3 separate regions of the Mus musculus genome follow, and regions 2 and 3 are each linked to region 1. Evidence: chromatin loops called from intact Hi-C (ENCODE). Cell type or tissue: heart. All regions are shown on one strand.

Region 1 (2,500 bases):
AGTCTGTAAACACAGCTAAATGCCTGCACCTGCCACCCGGGATCCGGGAGCCTTCATTTTTTGGTAAGTGTGGCAGAAAAGACTAAGAGATCAACTGCTTCACCAGAAAGAAAGGGACGCCCCAGGGATGAGACACAAGAAGCATGGTGCCCTGGGTACTTTATGTGTCTCTCCTCTATGAACTGAAAGGGCTCTTTGTGTCACACACACACTCACACACACACACACACAGAATGAGTCTGATTTATTAGAGGAAGGAGGGGCAAAACGGGTGATTTTATTATCCCTCCTCCCAGTGAGTCCCAGCAAACGCCTCCTGGGCCCAAGCTTGGTGGCCTCTTTCTAGCTCAGTCAGTCCCTGTGGCCTCAAAGATAAGAGAGCCTAGAGGAGACCAAACAAAACCGTCTACCGACCTAGGGAAGTAGGGAGGAAATCCAGCGTGTCGAGAAGGGAGGAGAAATAAGCTTGAGAGAGCAAAAGGGGTGGGGGGACAGAGGAAGAGGAGGCAAGGCCAGACACAGGGGAAAGGGGAAGGGTGGGTGGGTGGTAGCACAGGAAGGGTGAAGGGGAGGGTGGGGGAAGTGCAAGGGAGGTTCCAGAAATAGGCAGGAGGATGCGCTGGGGAACGGCAAGGGCCACCGAGGGAGGAAGCCGAGAGGTGGAGGAGTGGGGCAGGGGTTGGGTGGGGAGGAAAGCAGCACGGGGCATCAATTATTAAGTGATTACATCATCCCTGACATTAAAACAACACACACAGCCCTGGTCCCCGCGGGGGGCCGCGAAAGGAGGGCGGGGGCGGAGCTGGGCCAACCTCACCCCCAAGCCAATTCCTATTTTCCACCCGGCACCCGCCGGCGGCCGAGGAAAGACACCCCGGTGCCTGCGCAGCCTCGGGGCGGCACCCCGCATCAGTGTCCTGCGTCGCGGGGCGCCCTGGAGGCTGCGCGGCGGGACCGCAGCGGGAGCAGCCCGTGCGGGGGCGCTGGGCCGGGCGTCTCCGCAGCATCCCGAGGCTCCGCGCATCCCCTGTCGCTTACCTGCTTGGCTTGGCGCTCAGCTCCGGAGCACATTCACATGGTCCTCTCCCCGCCCTCCTCCGGCGCGGCCCAGGCGGCTCCCGCGGCTCCGCGGCGGGGCCCAGGAGCTCGTGGGCCTCGCGAAGCGCCGAGGGGGCGGCGCCGGTGTCCCCGGCCCGGCAGCCCGGTCCCTCCCTGGCGCGGGTGGCGGCTTTGTGTGTGCCCGGGGAGTCCTCGAAACGCTCCGGCTAGAGGCGGCCTCGCTGAGCTCTTGACCAGCGGGCGGGTCTCGGAGGCCCGGCGCACGGCGACCCCTCCTCCTCTCTGCGGAGCCCCCTCCCCGCCGGCTGCGCTCCTGACAGATGGCGCAACTGCACCGACGCGCCGCCGCCACCGCCGCGGCTTCTCGCAGCTACTCTCGCTGATGCTCGGGCTGCTCCGGATCCCGAGGGGTTCGAGAGGGGGCGGGACACGCCCTGAGACTGTCAGGTCTTTCTGCCCTATCAAAGGGCCCGCTGAGGGCTGAGCGCCGGCAGCCATTGGTGAATGCGTCGGAGGCGGGACGGCCATGGGTGGGGCCGCCGAGTGGGTTGAGCTTTACAGTGGTGGCGGGCAGCCTGCGGTGCGCACGGCCACAGGGTGTGTGAGAGGATGCGAGGTTGGCGGAGAAGGAAGAGTTGTGTGTCTGAGGATCGTGTGGAGTTGCGAGTTGGTGAGGTGGGCAGGAGAGTGCGCAGGGAATGAGCTGCTTTCCACTTTGCCAGTGGAGACTGGCACCTGCCACTCCAGCCTCACAGCCATGGGAACCTATTTCTCCAAAGAGATAGCCTCGCCTTTGAGAGTGGGAGGATAAAATGGAAAGGTGTTAAGAATGGCGATGGCAAATTAGGGAAGTGAGGAGCAAAGTAGAGAAGTACCATTGCAGAAACTGGGAAAGCTAGGACCAGCAAACGCACAACAAATAGTAAGAAATTAATGACTTGTTAGTCTCATTTTCTTGGGTACCCAAATATGCTCCCCGCCCCCCCCCCCACACCTACCCCAGGAAAAGTGAAAGAGAAGTATGACTGAAATTCAAGGGGCCTGCAACAAAGAGTCCCAAAACCACCCAGTAGAGATTGCTTGTGCTTTTCCCTAGCTGTTTACCAGTGGCCATTGCTCGTCTGGCTCCTTGGGGCATTCAAACTTCTCTTGGTTTTCTTGTTTTCGCTGGTGGCTGAGCTGAGCTTTTTGCTCAGATTTTCCTTGACGAAATAATAGCCGGGTTGGTCTGCAGTCTTTATTTCCGATTCAGCTTTTCTATGGCAGGATGTAACTTCATAAAAAGAAACATTTTGCCTTCCTGATTTTCTTTATAGGCAATTCCTGTTTACTGAGAACTCTGTTTTAAGACATGTTCAGAATCATTTTCTTTAATGATTTTGGTAAGAAACTCATCCCTCCCCCTCAGCAAATCTAATCTTCTAAGAAGTAAGTTTAAGCG
Region 2 (2,500 bases), 130 kb after region 1:
TAAATGATGGTTCTCAGCCCGGGGGGTCAAACAACACTTTCACCGGGGTCACCGAAGACCATCAGAAAACACAAATATTTACATTACAATGCATAAAAGTAGCAAAATTATAGTTGTGAAGTAGTGACAAAAATAATCTTTCAGTTGGGGGTCACCGCAGCATGAGTACTAAAGGGTCCCACATTAGGGAGGTTGAGAGCCACTGGTCTAGAAGCAGCCCCCTTGCTCACCCGAGCCTTCGGAACTGGCTTTCACAGGCCATTGACACCAATGTGATGCCAATACAGGCATCCAAGTGGTTTGGAAGCCATCCCACTTGTATTCCGAGAGGACATTAACACAGCACTGCAGTCTTAAGTGGAGAGAAAGATGGAGTGTGGTCCAGAGAGCTCTGGGCTCAGACCAGTGGTGCTGTTTCAAAGCTCTTCTAGGAGCTGCACACTTGGCCATCCTTCCTTCTGCCTGTCTTGTGCGTGTTGCTCAGGTCCATTCCGGTTTTGAGGGGCAGCGGGAAAATAGTCCCTGACTGCTCCCTATATCCAGTCTCTCCCCTGTCCAGGCCAACTTGAGTAGAAATAAAATTTAAAAATATAAAGTGCCTACTACAATGCTATGCAAAGTGCTATGCACTTACTTAATTCTTGTGTAATTTTATAAAGATAGATAACTTCATTTTTAAAATGTTCATTAGTTTTTTTGGACATGTTTTGATTTTATTTACCTCACTTGCCCAACTTTTCTCTGGTCCATTCTCTTTTCCGTCCACCCAACTTTGTGCGTGTTTTGTCTTGTTTTGTTTTTGTTTCTTAAAAATCTCTGATAACCAATTTGTGCTGCCCAAATATGCTTGCACATGTGGCCTTCTACTGGAGAGTGGTCAGCTTCTCAGGGCCTACTCGGATAGACTAGGAGGCAGCCGGGCAGTGCCCTGGTACATTGATAACAGCTTTGACTACACTCTCGTTCTTCACCTTCAGAGCTCTAACCATTGAGAGAAGCTGCAGGTACTAAGGGTCTTTACTGCTGCTGTCTCCTCGTGTTTCTTGGTTATTTTATACTCTGGGTATAGCCCAGCAGAGAAAGAAATAAGCCCCAGTGGTGTGGGGTAGTAGTGGCGATCAACAAACATATAGTTAGTATTTCAGCTTGGCTTCTACTCGGGTCTGATTGTTTGATGGTCGTCTGGGAAGAAATGATACAATAGGGCAGTGGGGGAGGCATTGGAACCCGTTGAAAAGTCAAACTGTGCGGGGGTGGGGGGTGTTGAAAACATTCTTTGATGATTTGCTGTATCTTCTTTTGACTTCTGTGATGAAAAGCAATGTCCTTGCAGGCAGCACGAACCTACCCTGGGGAGTGAGGGAGCTGATTTTCTTTCACTGAAGTCTGCAGATTGCTTTGCAGTGAAGACCACGCGGCTCGGGCTTCCCCGCCCAACGGGGGAGCCGGGTTTGATTGTAACGAACAGCGACCTCTAGTGGGTATCTTAGAATTTGCATTTGGCAAAGACTACACAATGAAATGGGAATCCTGATCGAATTCCAAAGGAACAAAGGAGGCACTTTCCCATTGTTTTCCCTGGTAGAGAAGTCCGGGATCCAGGTCTGAAGAGTTCTCCTCATCTGCACCACTCACTCTTGGAGGTGATACTCGACACATTGCCTCCCCTGCCCCTTCCTTCAAACCTGTCACTGGCTTTGATTTTTAAAGGCTCTCCTGCTTGGCTCAAAGATATCATAGTCATCAACTTCTCTTAGTGTGATTGTGCATGTGTATATGTGCGTGAATGTGCGCGTGGGTGTGTGCGTGTGGGGGATATGAATCATCATGGCACTGGAAGATAGAAGATCAGGGCCATCCCAGAGAGCTATTGGGAAGGCTATTCTCCATAGGGGAATAGAGTGCCTGTTCACCCTAGTTCATTATGGCTTCTTCCTTGGGCTGCCATCCCTTTTCCCATATGAGGCTGTATGTTGCCTTTGAAAACAAAATCCTCTCCGTGACCCTACCTCTTCCACATAACAGCAGGTGGCTAGTGTAGGTTTCTTCCTGTTCTATAGCTCTGATCTCAGCCTCACCCACACCTAATATTCCAGGGTCTGCTCTCCAGGCCGAGTTAGCTCTGTCGATGGTATTCATTCCCAAGGAAAAATGGGGGCAGAGAGTGACCTCTGACTTTGTCAGGAGCTGGGAGAATTCTACTGGAGAAAGGCTGAAATCACAGCTCCTGGCCTGTGACCTCACAGATTTGTGATGGGAACAGGAGTCTGAGGTCTGGGGCATGAGAGCATAGATAATAGAATAAATTTAGAGACGTTTAAAGCCAACACAGTCTTGATATGTGGATGCTGTGATCACTGGGCTGGGGCTTGAAACAGCCTTTTAAACTAAGTTTCAAAATGGAGGTGCTGTGTGCCTTCCTGTAGCTTTAAGCTGTGTGTGACAAACTTCCTGTCCCCTGGGCTTTCCTCATACTTTGAACAAGGCTTAGGCATTTGCT
Region 3 (2,500 bases), 81 kb before region 1:
TCTACTGTAGGAACGAGCGCTGGACCTAGCACATAACTCTTTTATACTACAGCACATTTATCGCCATCTCATTAGGATTTGGATATATGCTTTTAGTTACCAGTAGAAACAACTAACGCATAACAAAGAGTGGTTTGTCTTCTGCATCTTTGTGCAGTCGTGAAGGAGTAATGCTGATTTTGTGGGCACTCCCACACAACAGTGCATAGCCCCCTTTGTACTCTCTGTTTCTAGGGAACACCAAGGCTGTGCATGACATCTGAACACACTATGAACAGGGATGGTTCTCATCAATGCAGGGTTATGCTCAATTTCTTCTTCCTAAGGGAGCCCTCGCATACACTTCCCCAGCCACCGTGCCTTAAGAGCAGGGCAACAGTCCCTGAAGGGGAGCCATCAGGATGGTTTAGGGCTTTGCAGGACACTAGCCCACTGACAGGACCTTTCACAGGAGTTGTCAAACCAAGCTTTCCCAGGTGACTGCTGTGAATACTCTGTGTATACTCAGGGTGGAGACCCCCAGACTCTTGCCAGTGACCGAGTCAACAATAAACTTACAGGTCAACATAAGCCAACGAGACAGAAGAGTTTACTTACTGGGAGCTTCCTGCTCTTCTGGGAGGATCTCTTTTGTCCGGTGTGTGTGTGTGTGTGTGTGTGTGTGTGTGTGTTTGTGTGTGTGTGTGTGTGTGTGTGTGTGTGTGTGTGTGTGTGTGAGTGATATGCCTGGGACGTTCACAGCTCTGCTGCTGTAGCCTGGGGATGCATGCTGCTGGTCCTGGAGCTAGGGAGAGCACAGGGAAGCAAGCTCAGTGTAGATGAGCCCAGCACCTCTGAGTTCCCATGCACTCCTCACTGCTTAGGTCTCCGTGAGTGGAGGAGCTCTCAATCCTGAGTAAGGTTATAAATGAGAGAGAGTGGCAAGGCCCTGGTCACGCCCCTTTCTGAGGAGTCCAACTCTGCAGAGCTTCATTCTGTTCAGGGAACTGACCCAGCAGTGCCCTGGTTACGGTGACCGTCTCGTGTCTGCATTTCCAGAAGCTTCCAACTCAGCTGGACTCAATCTGCTAGCGGATATGCTGAGCACTTCCCAAATTATCTTAACCAGAGTGGCCACTGGTTGCCTTCCTGAGAAGTCACATGGATGTCATTTCCTGTAAAGACAATAGGAGACTAACTGCTCAGCCCCAGCCTCCAATAGGGAAGGTATGTAATTACTGAAGGGTAAATAAGGAAGAGCTTGGGGCTTCTGGATCTGCTCCAATTACTTGTGGGATCCGGTAGGTGGGTGGGTGGGTGGGTGGGTGGGTGGGTGGGTGGGTGGGCTCCCTGGTCTGGAAAAGATCTGAGGGCTGTATCCTCTGCAGGCATTTATACCCTTTCACATGTTGCTGGGTCTCAGTAAAGACCCAGATTTCTGAGGAAAGCAAGCAGACTGGCCATTACACAGAGCCACATGTGGCTTCAGTGTCATTTTGATTCCCATGTAGGAGTTGTGTATAGTTGTGGAGGTCGGGAGTGTCCCACAGACAACTCTGGTGTTTCCTTGCTTGTCAGCCCCATTGGGGAGAGGCCTATGCTGGGATTTACCTGATTCTGTGTCTGTTGTGGTGGCCTGCTGAGAACGAGTCTTCTGTCAGGCAGTGAGACGCTGCTATCTGCCTCCCTCACAGCTTCTGCCGCAGCTGCCCACCTCTCAGACCCTTTCTGCTTTCCCTTCCCTGCCCGCTTCCCTACTTCCAATTTCCCCAGTCCCAGCAGCATCCTGTGCCATCAATTCAAGCTGCCCTGCTGCCATTCTGGCTTGCGCCTCATCCGCTACCTTCAGCTGGAAGGCAGGACCTCTCCTTGGTCACTGCTGTGTCCCAGTGCTTGTGCAGATCCTGGCATGGGACTAAGAGAGTGTCTCACGGGAGCTCCTGCTACTTCCTGTCTCTGGCTTCTCTCCCGCCTTACTGTATATATGAATATTTAGGGCACAGGCTGCTTAGGTCCCAACTACAACCTGTCATCTGGGAAGGATTTATAGCCTAGACCCATACTTCAAAAGTGAGAAATGTTTTACTGTGGCTAAGAAGCTTGTGAGAGGCCTTCTAAGCAGAGGGCAGCAGAGATGGGCATTTTAGCCAGGCTGCTAACCCAGCGCTTTGGCTGCTATGTCAACACTCGTGCACACACGCACAACAGTCTCTCCAGGGAGCCTACTATGCAGTGAGCACTCAAAAATATTTGTTGACTGGCTGAATAAATGACTGGGTCTCAATGAACGTTGCAAGGGGTTGATCAGTTTGTCATATAGTGGAATGCTCTCCAAAAATACCGACAAGGAATGGGGGTTACGAAGCTGCCAGCCAGAAACCAGACTCTGTCCCACACGGTCACTGAGTCACGTCCATCCCGGACTGTTGAATCAATGACACTATTAGAAAGTCCATGACTACCAGGTATGATGACACACACCTGTAATCTCAAAACCTGGGAGGCTAAGGCAGGAGGATTA

Evidence for each region. Hi-C counts contacts between places; a loop is a spot of excess contacts. Peaks named below come from ENCODE experiments on the same cell type or tissue, not always from the same donor. Only the 100,000 strongest peaks of a DNase experiment are listed, where the experiment ranks them.
Region 2: it touches region 1 in a loop (4-fold over the local background); 16 of 42 quality-filtered maps call a loop at or near these places.
Region 3: it touches region 1 in a loop (3.0-fold over the local background); 7 of 42 quality-filtered maps call a loop at or near these places.

The regions. Positions count from the first base shown.
Region 1 is chr10:39,368,729-39,371,228 of GRCm38, reverse strand. Fyn (Fyn proto-oncogene) reads right to left here and starts at 1,430. Exons shown (of 14, transcript NM_001122893.1): 1 at 1,039-1,430. Gm31616 (predicted gene, 31616) reads left to right here and starts at 1,617. Exons shown (of 2, transcript NR_168583.1): 1 at 1,617-1,734. In heart, a CTCF peak has its summit at 1,441; DNase peaks (open chromatin) are centred at 628 and 1,528; H3K4me3 peaks cover 2,309 bases; H3K27ac peaks cover 2,343 bases.
Region 2 is chr10:39,239,001-39,241,500 of GRCm38, reverse strand. No RefSeq gene overlaps it. Among named protein-coding and RNA genes, the nearest start is that of Gm31562, 4.6 kb to the left of the region's middle. In heart, a CTCF peak has its summit at 1,475 (motif pointing left); a DNase peak (open chromatin) is centred at 1,530; H3K4me3 peaks cover 627 bases; H3K27ac peaks cover 1,210 bases.
Region 3 is chr10:39,449,869-39,452,368 of GRCm38, reverse strand. The region is part of intron 2 of Fyn (Fyn proto-oncogene); the gene reads right to left. Among named protein-coding and RNA genes, the nearest start is that of Fyn, 81 kb to the right of the region's middle. In heart, no CTCF peak of the experiment used is centred here; DNase peaks (open chromatin) are centred at 1,068 and 1,779; H3K27ac peaks cover 1,454 bases.